2 separate regions of the Homo sapiens genome follow, and region 1 is linked to region 2. A link is an interaction called in ENCODE POLR2A ChIA-PET data of the cell type or tissue named here. Cell type or tissue: OCI-LY7. All regions are shown on one strand. Each heading gives the region's core, and the rest is flanking DNA. Links, peaks and the distances in the headings are about the cores only. Region 1 overlaps ATP6V0D1-DT (ATP6V0D1 divergent transcript). Region 2 overlaps CTCF (CCCTC-binding factor).

Evidence for each region. Peaks named below come from ENCODE experiments on the same cell type or tissue, not always from the same donor. Only the 100,000 strongest peaks of a DNase experiment are listed, where the experiment ranks them.
Region 1: POLR2A ChIA-PET joins it to region 2 with 15 read pairs; 4 of 35 experiments call an interaction of 5 or more read pairs at or near these places.

Annotation. Positions count from the first base shown.
Region 1 is chr16:67,503,205-67,506,119 of GRCh38, reverse strand. ATP6V0D1-DT (ATP6V0D1 divergent transcript) reads right to left here. Exons shown (of 4, transcript NR_184227.1): 4 at 1-2,095. Among named protein-coding and RNA genes, the nearest start is that of AGRP, 21 kb to the right of the region's middle. RefSeq lists an enhancer at 1,283-1,392. In OCI-LY7, for the core only: no CTCF peak of the experiment used is centred there; a DNase peak (open chromatin) is centred at 1,589; H3K27ac peaks cover 1,223 bases.
Region 2 is chr16:67,638,007-67,640,845 of GRCh38, reverse strand. CTCF (CCCTC-binding factor) reads right to left here. Exons shown (of 12, transcript NM_006565.4): 12 at 1,669-2,839. Among named protein-coding and RNA genes, the nearest start is that of CARMIL2, 5.7 kb to the left of the region's middle. In OCI-LY7, for the core only: no CTCF peak of the experiment used is centred there; no DNase peak of the experiment used is centred there.

The DNA.
Region 1 (2,915 bases), core at 265-2,764, 130 kb after region 2:
GCGCGATCTCTGCTCACTGCAGGCTCTGCCCGCTGGGTTCACGCCATTCTCCTGCCTCAGCCTCCTGAGCAGCTGGGACTACAGGCGCCCGCCACCTCGCCCAGCTAATTTTTTGTATTTTTAGTAGAGATGGGGTTTCACCATGTTAGCCAGGATGGTCTCGATCTCCTGACCTCATGATCCGCCCGCCTTGGCCTCCCAAAGTGCTGGGATTACAGGCGTGAGCCACCGCGCTCAGCCAGCCCAGCTAATTTTTATATTGTTAGTAGAGATGGGGTTTCATTATGTTGGTCAGGCTGGTCTCGAACTCCTGATCTCAAGTGATCCTCCCACCTCAGTCTCCCAGCGTTGAGATTACAGGCATGAGCCACTGTGCCCAGCCAACACAACATACTTTTAATGAAAAATAACTACATTTTTCCAAACCAAAAAGAAAGTGAAAACAGTGGTATTGTTTTGTATTTTTTGCAAATCTCTTCAATGTCTGGTTTAATATTCTGGTTTAATTCCCATATCTGCTTCTATACTCAACCTGTTTCAACATCACATGTCACAAACAGCCAGGCGCAGTGGCTCACACCTATAATCCCAGCACTTTGGGAGGTGAAGGCGGGAGGATCACTTGAGGCCAGGAGTTGGAAGACCAGTCTGGGCAACATAGCAAGACCCCTCTGTCAGTATAAAAAACAAAATAAAAAAACACATGTCATGTAGCCTCTGGAAAATCCCACTGTACACTCATGAAAGACAAATAATATCTTTTTTTTTTTTTTTGAGACAGTGTCTTGCTCCATCACCCAGGCTGGAGTGCAGTGGTGAGATTTCAGCTCACTGCAATCTCTGCCTCCCGGATTCAAGCAATTCTCCTGCCTCAGCCTCCTCCTGAGTAGCTGGGATTACAGGCATGCATCACCACACCCAGGTAATTTTTGTATTTTTAGTAGAGACTGGGTTTCACCATGTTGGCCAGGCTGGTCTGAAACTCCTGACCTCATTATCCATTTGCCTTGGCCTCCCAAAGTGCTGAGATTATAGGCGTGAGCCACCGTGCCCAGCTGACAAATAACATCTTAATATTACCGTGAACCTAGTGTAGACTTTATGGATACTTCAAAAGGACCGCACTTTGGAAACCACAGAGTTAAACAATATCAAGTCTCATTGGCTTCATGCAATAAAAATGTACTCCAATGAAGACTGGCCAGCTTCCCATGGAGAGCTGGCTTTTTCCATCATGCTGTAAATTATACCATCTGGAATGCGTGGTTTCCAAGTTTACTGAGAGAGAGAAGGGGGCTGGTGAATCAGGTGGGATGCTTTTAAGGGTAGGGCCTGAGCCAGGCACACTGGCTCATGCCTATATGACATCAGCTATTAGGGAGGCTGAGGTGGGAGGATTGTTTGAGCACAGGAGGTTGAGGCTGCAGTGAGTCATGATCACAGCACTGCACTCCAGCCTGGGTGACAGAACAAGACTCAGACCTTTAAATAAAAAAAAGACTAGGGCCTAGAGGTGGGGCATGTCACTGGAAATGTCATCTTCCTGTGTGTCCAGGAAGAGAATTGGGTGTGGTGAACACTTAGCATCTGCTCCACCCCTGGGGTGATCGTGGCGCTCACATGATCCTGTGACCGGAAGCCTCCACAGGGTCACTTCATGAACATTTCTCATGTTTCTGCAGCATTTTCAAACAGTTGCCCTGTTAGTGACAGCAGTTATAACAGGTGACTTTGACTTCGAGCATTTGTCCCATTCAAATTAATTTTTCTATTTTAATTATAAAAGTAATACATGTTCACACACACAAAGCATCATTTCAATGATCAGAAGGACAAAAGAGAAAGATAAACATTACACCCCATGGAACCTCCTTGAACTGTGTCACCACCCGCGAGAAGCATAGTGAATTCTCTCAAAAAGTTTCTTTGCATCTCTAAGCTTACATCTACATCTATTTTTTGGAATGCAGTTGGGGTCATATTATGCATACTGTTCTATAAATCCGGAAGGAGGGGCATTAAGTAGACAAGATGATATGCAGAAGCAGATGGAAGGTAGAAAAACTCCTCTGCATGAATTCAGGGCTCCCTCTGGCTGAAAGAAGAAAAAGAAGAGCGTGGCTGGGGATGTGGCCGTAGAGCAATGACAGTCAGGCCTAGCCTCCCAGCAGCACGCAGGAGAGGCAGCCAGACCCCCAGATGGACTGCCCAGTCCTCACAGGCAGATAGGGTGTGGACAGCCTCACAAAAATGCCTGGGTCCCCAGCACTGCAGAGTCTTCAGCAAGTTGCTGGGCCTAGAGTCGTGACGACTAGGCATGGTGGCCTTCTCAGTGGTCATCTGTGAGGACACATAACCATGGACTAATTCCCCTCCTACCCTCTGCGTGGCATAACCCTGAACAGAGAACAAACACAAGAACAAACCTAGTGCCAGGAGTGGAACCCTGCCTGTTTTTGTATAACCCACAAGTCAAGAATGGTTCCTTCCTTCCTTCCTTCCTTCCTTTCTTCCTTCCTTCCTTCCTTCCTTCTCTTTCTTTCTTTTCTTTCTTTCAGAGGGTGTCTTGTTCTGTCGCCCAGGCTGGAGTGCAGTGGTGTGATCTTGGCTCACTGCAACCTCCGCCTCCTGGGTTCAAGCGATTCTCCTGCCTCAGTCTCCCAAGTAGCTGGGATTACAGGCATCTGCCACCACACCTGGCTAATTTTTGTATTTTAGTAGAGACAGGGTTTCACTATGTAGGTCAAGCTGGTCTTGAACTCCTGACCTCAAATGATCCATCCGCCTCGGTCTCCCAAAGTGCTGGGATTACAGGCGTGAGCCACTGTGCCCGGCCTTATTGATTGATTGATTGAGACAGGGTTTCATTCTGTCATGCAGGCTGAGTGCAGTAGTGGGATCACAGCTCACTGCAG
Region 2 (2,839 bases), core at 340-2,839:
TGAGCCTAGTTCAAGGTCACAGTGAGCTGATTGTGCCACCACATCCCAGCCTAGGTGACAGAGTGAGACCCTGTCTCAAAAAAAACTTGGAATTAAAAAAAAGTTGGGGCCGGGTGTGGTGGCTCATGCCTGTAATCCTAGAACTTTGGGAGGCCGAGGCGGGCAGATCACCTGAGGTCAGGAGTTCCAGACCAGCCTGGTCAACATGGTGAAACCCCATCTCTACTAAAAATACAAAAATTAGCAAGGTGTGGTGGTGGGTGCCTGTAATCCCAGCTTCTCAGGAGGCTGAGGCAGGAGAATCCCTTGAACCCGAGGTGGAGGTTGAAGTGATCCAAGATTGTGCCACTGCACTCCAGCTTGGGTGACAGAGCGAGACTCCGTCTCAAAAAAAAAAAAGAAAAAAAGAAAAAAAGTTTTGGCTGGCTGGTAGGGGGTACCCTGGCGGGTAAACCCGTGGATGGGATAGAGAACTCAAGCTCCAACAGCCTGAGACCACTAACTTTCAGACCAACGAGTTAACTGCCTGGCTGAGTCCCGAGGCCCCAGGAGGCCCTGGGTCGTTTTCCTGGGAGACCCATCTGTGTGGACAGCACTAGCCAGCTAAAAGCTTCACACATTTTGCTCTGTTACTTCTAATTGACAACTCCTAAGTTGGAATTTAGGTTAAAAAACTCAAGTGGTTTAAGCTTTCACCTCAAGTGGGTTTGCCAAAGCAATCTGCCTAGGAATGGCAGCAGCAGCAAGATAATTTTCCACTCACGCCTAAGATTCCAAACACGACACAACTCCCTTTCCAACCACCTTCCTGAAGTGCTACCAGGCAGCTCTATTATCTAAGACGGTCTCTTCACTACTCGGTGGTTGTGCATCTGTCTCTCCTTTCAAATGAACTTCTCTAGGGCAGACTGGGCCCAGCTCCTCTCTGTTCCCTCACACCTGGCAGAGCTCCAGGTACATCTGATCCTAGGCCTCCTTGAGCTGAGAGCCTGAGTAGACCAGCTTCCCCTCAGCCCCTTTCACTCTAAGCAGCTCTACGCCCCATCTACTCTGTGCATGGGGCACTTACTCCTCAAGTGGATCATGGAAGCTGGCTGCTGTCCATCTACTCACCTGTCTACTTAGACACACATTTTGGGGAGTTAAGAAGTTACAGCAGGGGCCGGGTGTGGTGGCTCACGCCTGTAATCCCAGCACTTTGGGAGGCCTAGGCAGGCGGATTACAAGGTCAGGAGATCGAGACCATCCTGGCTAACACAGTGAAACCCAGTCTCTACTAAAAATACAAAAAATTGGCCAGGCATGGTGGCAGGCGCCTGTAGTCCCAGCTACTCGGGAGGTTGAGGCAGGAGAATGGCGTGAACCTGGGAGGTGGAGGTTGCAGTGAGCTGAGATTGCGCCACTGCACTCCAGCCTGGGCAACAGAGCGAGACTCCATCTCAAACAAAACAAAACAAAACAAAACAAAACAAAAAAACAGTTACAGCAGGATGCGCTCAATATCCAGTCACCCGCCAAGATCATATCGTCCCATCTGCTAGAGAAAGTACCATCCCAGGGAACAGAGGTTGCCTGTGAAAGGCAGCAGCCTGCACAGCCTGGAACCATGTATGCAGCCCCCCAGCCTCCCTCAAGCAGGCAGGAATCACGCAAGATGGAGTCTTTGGAGCACTTGTTAATCCGTTATGATTTATTAGCTGTACAGCAGTAGATCCTCCTCCCCAGCTTTCAACCCCATTACATATTTTATTACAGGTCTCATGTTGGCGTCCTAAAATAATGAAAAATATCACACAGTACAGCTAAGTACAAAATGCATCAACCTAGAGTCTGATAGCTAACTGATGGCTCTCTTAAAAGCAATACACAGAAGAAAAAAGTGTTTGAAATCAGTAAGACTGAGGCTCTCTAAAAAACACATTTTTAAACATGTGACAGTTCATGTGCAAGAATCACTTTTTAGTTGGTTTTGCTTCACATTATTTTATTTTTTGAAGATCCAAGGTTTAAATTACTGACCTAGTGAAATTTTCTGGCCCAGCTTATAAGGGCTGCTGTGAACCACTCATAATCACCCTTCTGCCTTAACAGAAGATTTATAAAACACAACAATCAGCTACAAACAGGGCAAAGAAAATGTCGATGGGAAATCATAACTGAAAGTTAATTATACAAGGTTCAAATGCTGGCTCCGTGGGCTGGAAATCATGATCTGCCACGTGCATGTCCGTCACTGGTGGGCAGTGGTCTGGGTGCCATTCTGCTACATGATTGTGATCCAATTCCTTGTCAACATTTACACACTACAGAGTCTGTGGTAACTTAATTTGCAAGTAATTAAAATGCTGGGTTTTCTTACACTGCACTTCTTTTCAACCTCTTAATTAATGGAAAAGATTAAAATGTAAAAAAAGTTATTTACAAGCTTGACCATACCAGAAACTTTGCCAAGAAAGAGGCAAAGCTTTCAGGACAGAACCTGATCGTAGCATGCCATACTACTGGTGTGCAGCTGACTCCAAGCAAAGGGAGTCAGGGAAAAGCAAAAGCAAAAAACAGTTTAAAACTCTAAGTCCTTCCCAAGTATGCATTTACAATTAAAAACTCTCTTGGGAAGAAGACCATAGAACTCTGGGAAGCCTGGTGGCCATTCTGGAGTGGTTTACCACATGGAGGGAGGGGTCAATGTCTCCGTTTCCATCTAGGAAAACGAGTTAGTTGTCAACACTGTCCTCAGCACTTCACAGTAAACCCTCAGGGACTCAGAACATTCCATGATTTGCTAACATCAGACAGCAAGTTCTAGTTAAATCACATTTTTTTCTAACATCATCCTTGA